2 separate regions of the Homo sapiens genome follow, and region 2 is linked to region 1. Evidence: chromatin contacts called from ENCODE Hi-C or POLR2A ChIA-PET data. All regions are on one chromosome and are shown on one strand. The core of a region is the stretch at or near the end of the contact, and the rest is flanking DNA. Distances in the headings are between cores, read along the strand shown.

Evidence for each region. A loop is a pair of places that touch in the nucleus more often than their neighbours do. ChIA-PET counts read pairs that join two places held with the same protein, here RNA polymerase II (POLR2A). Pooled maps may share reads with other maps.
Region 2: a loop to region 1 is called in a pooled map, with 3 times the contacts of the local background. The contact joins two enhancer-like sites. A Hi-C loop is called at or near these places in 1 of 50 pooled maps. POLR2A ChIA-PET finds 5 or more read pairs at or near these places in 4 of 52 experiments (GM12878, RWPE1, WTC11 and 1 more).

Annotation. Positions count from the first base shown.
Region 1 is chr20:36,593,645-36,597,709 of GRCh38, forward strand. The region is part of intron 2 of TGIF2-RAB5IF (TGIF2-RAB5IF readthrough); the gene reads left to right. It overlaps TGIF2 (TGFB induced factor homeobox 2), which reads left to right. Exons shown (of 3, transcript NM_021809.7): 3 at 1-306. Among named protein-coding and RNA genes, the nearest start is that of RAB5IF, 10 kb to the right of the region's middle. RefSeq lists an enhancer at 2,075-2,444. Within about 2 kb of position 2,252, at least 8 of the 41 ENCODE cell types and tissues checked have a DNase peak (open chromatin) inside an H3K27ac peak, as active enhancers do.
Region 2 is chr20:36,789,917-36,794,000 of GRCh38, forward strand. It overlaps MTCL2 (microtubule crosslinking factor 2), which reads right to left. Exons shown (of 15, transcript NM_080627.4): 14 at 3,333-4,084. Among named protein-coding and RNA genes, the nearest start is that of DSN1, 18 kb to the left of the region's middle. Within about 2 kb of position 2,693, at least 2 of the 41 ENCODE cell types and tissues checked have a DNase peak (open chromatin) inside an H3K27ac peak, as active enhancers do.

The sequences.
Region 1 (4,065 bases), core at 1,002-3,501:
AACTGCTGCAGGATGCCTGTAGTAGGGAACTCTGGAAGTGTATTGGGCTGAGGTGGGATTTTCCCTCCCCACAGTGCACTGAGCAATGGAGGGTGGTGAGGGAGCCATGCTGCTGAATTCTGGTTGGCATTTCCCCATTATGTAAAATGGGGTGTTGGGTAGGGCAGACTCTGCTTGGGTTTGGTTGTAAGATAAACCTGGAGGAGAAGCACAGTTGTCCCATTGAATTATTTGAGCAAAAACTACTGTAAATAACTTTTTTGTCTTTTGTCAAATAAAATTTTTTTTTGTTTTTTTAAGCAGAAACAGGGTTCTTGATTGATCCACCAGGGCTCAGGGCCCAGGCTTGAAGACAAAGCAGTCACTGGCTTCTTATTTTGCTTTACATCTTTTACTCTCCCTCTAGTAGCCAGCTGTGAGTTCTGTGCACGCTGTACCCCCATTCCCTTTCACCAGCTCCATTCTGTATCCCATTCAACTCAGGGTAAAGGGGGCATTTGCATCTCACATTGGGCCAGTCTTCCCTGGAATCAACAGTTAAGCTCTGGGGTTGCTAAGTGGTGAGGATGTAACCTTGAGGAACTGGCAACTTTGTCCTCCCCCTCTCTCGGTAAGAAACAAGCATGACTGCAGTGTGAACCCGGCACAGAGAGAAGCAGCTATGAGATGGAAGCTCCAGTCATGTCTGAAACCAGGACCACCTGTAAACTTCTCTATTATGTAAGCTAGTGAATTCCCCTTTTTGCTTAAACTAGCTGTTAATACGTTTCTGCCATACTGAAATGACAATACACTAACTGCAGCCCAAACTATAAAAACCAAGGTCTGCAACAGTGGGAAACTGAGTTTGGTTGAGTGTGCCTGGGTCTGGGTCTGTGCTATGTTCAGTCTCTTTTTTTTTTTTTTTTTTTTGAAACGGAGTCTCTCTCTCTTGCTAGGCTGGAGTGCAGTGGCACAATCTTGGCTCACTGCAACCTCCGCCTCCCAGGTTCAAGTGATTCTCCTACCTCAGCCTCCCAAATAGCTGGGACTACAGGAGTGCGCCACCATGCCCGGCTAATTTTTTGTATTTTTTAGTAGAGACGGGGTTTCACCGTGTTGGCCAGGATGATCTCGATCTCCTGACCTCGTGATCCACCCACCTCGGCCTCCCAAAGTGCTGCAATTACAGGCGTGAGTCACTGTGCCCAGCCCCAATTTCTTAATTTTTGTACACACACACATGAAAGTGAGATGCCCTAGGTAAAGAAACTGAGTGGGCTGTGGCTTGTGCCTACAGTCCCAGCTACTCCAAGGCTGAGGCTGGAGGATCACTTAAGCCTGGGAGTTTGAGGCTGCAATGAGCTGTGATTGGACCACTGCACTCCAGCCTGGGTGACTGAATGAGACCCCAAGACCCCATCGTTTTTTTAATTTTTTTTTATTCTAAAAAAAAAGAGAAACTGAGTAGGGATTTCAGATACTTGCCTGAACTCATATAGCCCATATAAATATGGAGCTCGAATTCAAATTCAAGTCTGTTTTCCTTCAGGGTCACTCAGGTCTGCCCAGAACCTACCTGAAGTAATATAGTGGTCACTTACTAACATAGTATCATCTAGCTGTCTAGAACAGTGCTGTGGGCTCAGCACAAGAAGTTTCTTCTGTGAATGAAATCTTGGTGGTCTCTCCTACAGGTCACTCTCCTTCAGGAATTTGGAGAGAGAGCCTCCCCACTCAAGTTTCCCAGATTAAAGAGCCTCAGCTCCCTCAGCCATTCACCCAAGGTCCTGATTTTCCCCCATTTCTCTCTCAGTATCTCTCAAACTGCACACTTGGCCCTGGAGCTCAGCAGAATAGGCACATGCTGTTACAGCTTTTCAAAGTAAGTTTAATATTCAATTCACATCGGCCGGGCGTGGTGGCTCATGCTTGTAATTCCAGCATTTTGGGAGGCTGAGGCGGGCAGATCACTTTTGAGGTCAGGAGTTCAAGACCAGCCTAGCCAACATGGTGAAACCCCGTCTCTACTAAAAATACAAAAATTGGTGGGGTGGGAATGGCGCACCCCTGTAATCCCAGCTACTCGGGAGGCTGAGGCAGGAGAATCGCTTGAACCCTGGAGGCGGAGGTTGCAGTGAGCCGAGATCATGCCACTGCACTCCAGCCTGGGCGACAGAGCGAGACTGTCTCAAAAAAAAATAAAAGGAACTGAAACCAAAAGTGTCTTCTGCATCAAGCTTCAAATGAGCCCTGGAGTGAGCAAGCACTCTAGATAATGAAAGTGAACTGCGGGATAATGTGGCTAGGGCCCCTCCTGTGACGCTGGGAACATGATCTAAGGACATCCACCTTTTTTATTAGAGTCTCATTCAGGAAACAGCTTTTAAATGTATCTGCCCTGGTCGTGAATACCCGCTGTCTCTTTGGGCTGGCTATGTATAGCCTGGCCGCCTCTCTATACCCTTGTTCTTTTTTTTTTGAGACAGATTCTTGCTCTGTCGCCCAGGCTTGAGTGCAGCAGTGCAATCTCGGCTCACTGCAACCTCCGTCTCCTGGGTTCAAGTGATTCTCCTGTCTCAGCCTCCTGAGTAGCTGGGATTACACGCACGCACCACCACCCCTGGCTAATTTTTGTATTTTAAGTAGAGACGGGGTTTCACCATGTTGGTCAGGCTGGTCTCAAACTCCTGACCTCATGATCCGCCTGCCTCAGCCTCCCAAAGTGCTGGGATTACAGACGTGAGCCACCGCACTCAGCCTATACCCTTGTTCTTAATAGGGCTAAGATGATGCTTCAAGCTTTTGGGTATCGATTTTGGACTTTGCATTAATATTTTTTTTGTTTTGTTTTGTTTAAAAAGGTGGCCGGGTGGCGTGGTGGTGCATGCTTGTAGTCCCTGCTACTTGGGAGGCTGAGGCAGAAGAATCACTTGAACCAGGGAGGCGGAGGTTGCAGTGAGCTGAGATGGCGCCGCTGCACTCCAGCCTGGCCGACAGAGTGAGACTCTGTCTCAAAAATAAAATAAAATAAAATAAAGGTAATGGTAGTGATTGGTGGGGAGGGGATCTGCCATCCTCTAGATGGGTGGTCAGGGAAGTCCTCTTCCTTTCCACTGTTTTTGAATGGTAGTTTCTCCATGGCCCCCAGGCTTAGAACCTTTTTTTTTTTTTTTTTTTTTTTTTTTGCCTCAACTTAGCCCTAGGAATAAGCATCTCTGGGGTAAGACTGAGGACTCTGGATTTTAAAAGTACAGTCTAGCTTGAAAGCTGCTACATGGGCTGGGCACGGTGGCTCATACGTGTAATCCCAGCTCTTTGGGAGGCCAAGGCTGGTAGATCACGAGGTCAGGAGTTCGAGACCAGCCTGGCCAAGATGGTGAAACCCCATCTCTACTAAAATTACAAAAATTAGCCTGGCGCGGTGGCAGGCACCTGTAATCCCAGCTACTCGGGAGGCTGAGGCAGGAGAATCGCTTGAACCCGGGAGGCAGAGGTTGGAGTGAGCCGAGATCGCACCACTGTACTCTAGCCTGGGTGACAAGGCAAAACTCCGTCTCAAAAAAAAAAAAAAGAAAAGAAAGCTGCTACATGAAAACTCCATATGGCAGAGGCCAGGTCTGCCTTGTATGGCTGTATCCTTGCTATGTTATGCACTAGAGCTGCAGAGGATAAGGTGTGGCACTCGAAGGATGCAGAAATAACCATCACTGCTGTCAGTGTTACTGATTTCAAAGGCATTTCTCTATGACCCAAGCCTGGTTTCAAATTCTTGGTCTGTCACTGATTAGCTGTCATGACCATAGGCAAGACAGTTCACTACTCCAAACTTCAGTTTTCATCATCAATAAAGTGGGAATAGTAATACTTACCTCTTGGGAGGATGAAATAGGATAATCTATACGTTACTATCTATCCTTGCTCAGCACACAGCTGAGGGAAAAACAACCTGTAAAATAACTTACCCCATACCACACAGCTTTTAAGTGGCAGAATTGGGCCTAATTACCCAGAGAAGTAATTCTCAAGCCTAAATATCCATCAAGATCATCAGGAAAGCTTACAAAGATGCATATTCCCAGACCT
Region 2 (4,084 bases), core at 1,443-3,942, 200 kb after region 1:
AATTCTCATGCCTCAATCACCCAAGTGGCTGGAACTGTAAGCATGTGCCACCATGCCCAGCTAATTTTTGTATTTTTTTTTTTTTTTTTTTTTGAGATGGAGTCTCGCTCTGTCACCCAGGCTGGAGTGCAGTGGCGCGATCTCGGCTCACTGCAAGCTCCGCCTCCCGGGTTCATGCCATTCTCCTGCCTCAGCTTCCCGAGTAGCTGGGACTACAGGCGCCTGCCACCACGCCTGGCTAACTTTTTGTATTTTTAGTAGAGACGGGGTTTCACTGTGTTAGCCAGGATGGTCTCGATCTCCTGACCTCATGATCCACCCACCTCAGCCTCCCAAAGTGCTGGGATTACAGGCGTGAGCCACTGCGCCCGGCCAATTTTTGTATTTTTTAAGTAGAGACAGGGTTTTGCTACGTTGGCCAGGCTGGTCTCAAACTCCTGGCTTCAAGCAATCCACCTCTCTCGGCCTCCCAAAGTGCTGGGATTACAGGTGTGAGCCACCACGCCTGGCCCTTTTTTTTTTTTTTTTTTTTTTAAAAGATGGAGTCTTGCTCTGTTGCCCAGGCTAGAGTGCAGTGGCGTGGTCTCAGCTTGTTGCAACCTCCACCTCCCGGCTTCAAGCAATTCTCCTGCCTCAGCCTCCCGAGTAGCTGGGACTATAGGCGCATGCTGCCACGCCTGGCTAATTTTTTGTATTTTTTAGTAGAGATGGGGTTTCACTGTGTTGCCCAGGCTGGTCTTAAATTCCTGAGCTCAGGCAATCCACCTGCCTCGGCCTCCCAAAGTGCTAGGATTACAGGCGTAAGCCACCATGCCTGGCCTCTTTTTTTTTTTTTTTAATGTAGAGATGAGCTCTCACCATGTTGCTCAGACTGGTCTTGAACTCCTAGCTCAAGTGATCTGCCCACCTCAGTCTCCCAAAGTGCTGGGATTAGAGACATGAGCCATTGCACCTGGCCAAAAAAGGAATAAATATTTAAAAGATGTTTTTAAATGTCAGCCAGCTGAGTGAGAGTATAGAAAAGTAACGCACTCGCCACACACTGCTGGAAGCTGTAGATATGGCACACTTTTGAAAAACAATTTGGCAGTATTTATCAAATAACTTTAAAACATTTATATTTTTTTTTTTGTGTGGAGATGGAGTCTCACTCTGTCACCCAGGCTGGAGTGCAGTGGTACCATCTCAGCTCACTGCAGCCTCCGCCTCCTGGGTTCACGCGATTCTCCTGCCTCAGCCTCCTGAGTAGCTAGGACTACAGGTGACCACCACTATGCCCGGCTAATTTTTGTATTTTTAGTACAGACAGGGTTTCACCATATTGGCCAGGCTGATCTCAAACTCCTGACCTTGTGATCCACCCGCCTCGGCCTCCCAAAGTGCTGGGATTACAGGCATGAGCCACCGCGCCCGGCCACATTTATATTCTATTATCCTTTAATCTCATTTCTGCAACTTATACCTAAGGAAATAGTCTGAAATGTAAAAAAATGATTTTGCACCAAGATGTTCACCACAGCATTATTTGCAGTAGGGACAAACTAGAAACCACCTAAACGTACAATAATAGAAAAGTAGAATGTTTGAGTCTATCACAGCCCATTCCACACACAGCCCTTCTCATGTCTCTGTGCCCCACAGCAGACCACATGGTACCACTCCCAGCCATAGACTGGACCAAGGGGTACACTCGCCTCTAGCTGCACCAATCAGAGTTTCCTTCTTTCAGAAATGTGGAATTGGGAGACAGGGATTTGTGTCAGTCTCTCCTAGGGGCTTGAACTGGAAGATGTTGTAAAGTCAGAGCTGGGACAGCCCACCCAGTCCTTGTGCAAATGCAACAGAGAGAGAAACAGAGAAAAAGGAGGAATATGATATCAGAGAGGGTGAAGCTTAAAGAGAGGAGAGGAAGACAGGGAGAAGCTGCTGAGGTTGTCAGGTTCCTACTCTTGGGTTTTATAAAACATGCCATCCTTCAAATACATTTCCTTCCCTTTCTGCAAAGTTAACTTATGCACATTCTAACACATTCAAATAATGCTCACTAACATTCAAATAAGGTTTACTAATTAACTTATAAGAAACTGATAGCAGGAGTGGGGTGTGAAAGATTCTCAGAGGAAATGTGAGCACTTAGGTGTGAAGTCTTGATGGGGTGGAGAAGTGGTATGCCCGCTAATGTTTAACAATTAGTTTTCCAGGAGTGATAGGAGGAGCCCCGATTTGTAGTGTTTACCAATTTTTATGCTGTAAATCCTCCCACTGTGGCCAATCTCAAGGTACCAAGGTGATGTTAAACACAGAGATGTGGCCAGGCGCGGTGGCTCACGCCTGTAATCCTAACACTTTGGGAGGCCAAGGTGGGCGGATCACTTGAGGTCGGGAGTTCGAGACCAGCCTGGCCAACATGGTGAAACCCCGTCTCTACTAAAAAATACAAAAATTAGCCGGGCATGGTGGCAGGTGCCTTAATCCCAGCTACTTGGGAGGCAGAGACAGAATTGTTTGAACCCAGGAGGCGGAGGTTACAGTGAGCCGAGATTGAGTCATTGCACTCAAGCCTGGGGGACAAGAACGAGACTTCTCTCAAAACAAAAACAAAAACAATAAAAAAAAAAAAACCCACAGAGATGCTGACAATTGGCTCCTGCAAGCCAAACAAGCTGGCTCTAGCACACCACTGGGTGGCAGGAGAGCAGTAAGGCCCCTTCCCTGGAGGGGATGCTGGCAGTCTCTGGTGGGTGGAGCAAAAGCTGCTAGTTAAGCCATGCTCACTAGTCTCTTGGAATTCAGACCATGTGACCATCAGGTCTGTGTTGTTCCAGGTCTGGGACCTTCCAACTCTATCCTAGACCAGCATAAGAACTTCCTGGAACACATGGCCATATCCCTGAATTTTTATTTTATATATATAGATATATAGATAGATAGATAGATAGATAGACAGACAGACAGACAGACAGACAGACAGACAGACAGACAGATAGATAATTTTTTTTTTTTGGTGAGACGGAGTCTTAGTCTGTCACCCAGGCTGGAGTGCAATAGCACAATTTCAGCTCACTGCAACTTCCGCCTACTGGGTTCAAGTGATTCTCCTACCTCAGCCTCCAGAGCAGCTGGGACAACAGGTGCATGCCACCACGCCTGGCCAATTTTTGTATTTTTAGTAGAGATGGGGTTTCACCATGTTGGCCAGACTGGTCTTGAACTCCTGATCTCAGGCGATCCACCCACCTCGGCCCATATCTCTGAACTTAAAAACCAAAAGAGCTTGGACCTTATATACTAACTCCACCTACTAAGAGAAAGGACAGATCCCACCCACCTACCTCATTGGGAAGGACCACGGCTCCATCTCCGTCCCGGAGGACACCATCCTTCCCCACCTGGGGGAGCATGGTGAGTCTGACCTCCTCACTGCTGCCCAACTTGGCTGCCTTCTTGTTCAGGATCCTGGCCACACCCTCTGGCTGATGGTAGCTGGCTGGGGAGAGGGGCTCTGGCTTCTTGGTGCCCTCCTCTCCTGCTGATGAGGTGGGGCTCGGTGCCCGGCCACACACATTACGGAAGAATTCCTGCACAATGCCGTACTTGGGAGGCTCGGGCTTGGCCCGCGTCTCAGACATGCCTAGTTTCCAGACAGACTCCGTGCTCCCTGAGTGCTCCACCACACTGAAGAGGCTGGAGAGTCCATCGTTGATGTTTCTCAATACAGGGCTGTCCCGCGTGGTGGTGGAGCGGGCCCAGGCCGAGCCGTTCTGCTTGCCCTGGTGCAGGTTCCACAGGCTGCGGTCCTTGCTGCTGTCCAGCTTGGACACAGACCGCCTCTGGAGCTTTGGTGAGCCATACTTGGGGGAGCAGCAGGGCCGCTCGATGCGCGAATGGACCTTGTCCAGGGAGGAGGAGATCTGCTTGCTGCGCACAGACACGAGCGAAGAGCTGCGGGGTGACCAGGCCTTGCCATGGAGGCTGCTGCGGGGTGGGTCGGTCTGCAGGCCCACGCTGACCGTGCGGATGGTCTGTGTGCCCACACTGGCCAGGCCCACCGTCTGGCTGGATGTGCTCTTCACTTTCCTCTCCA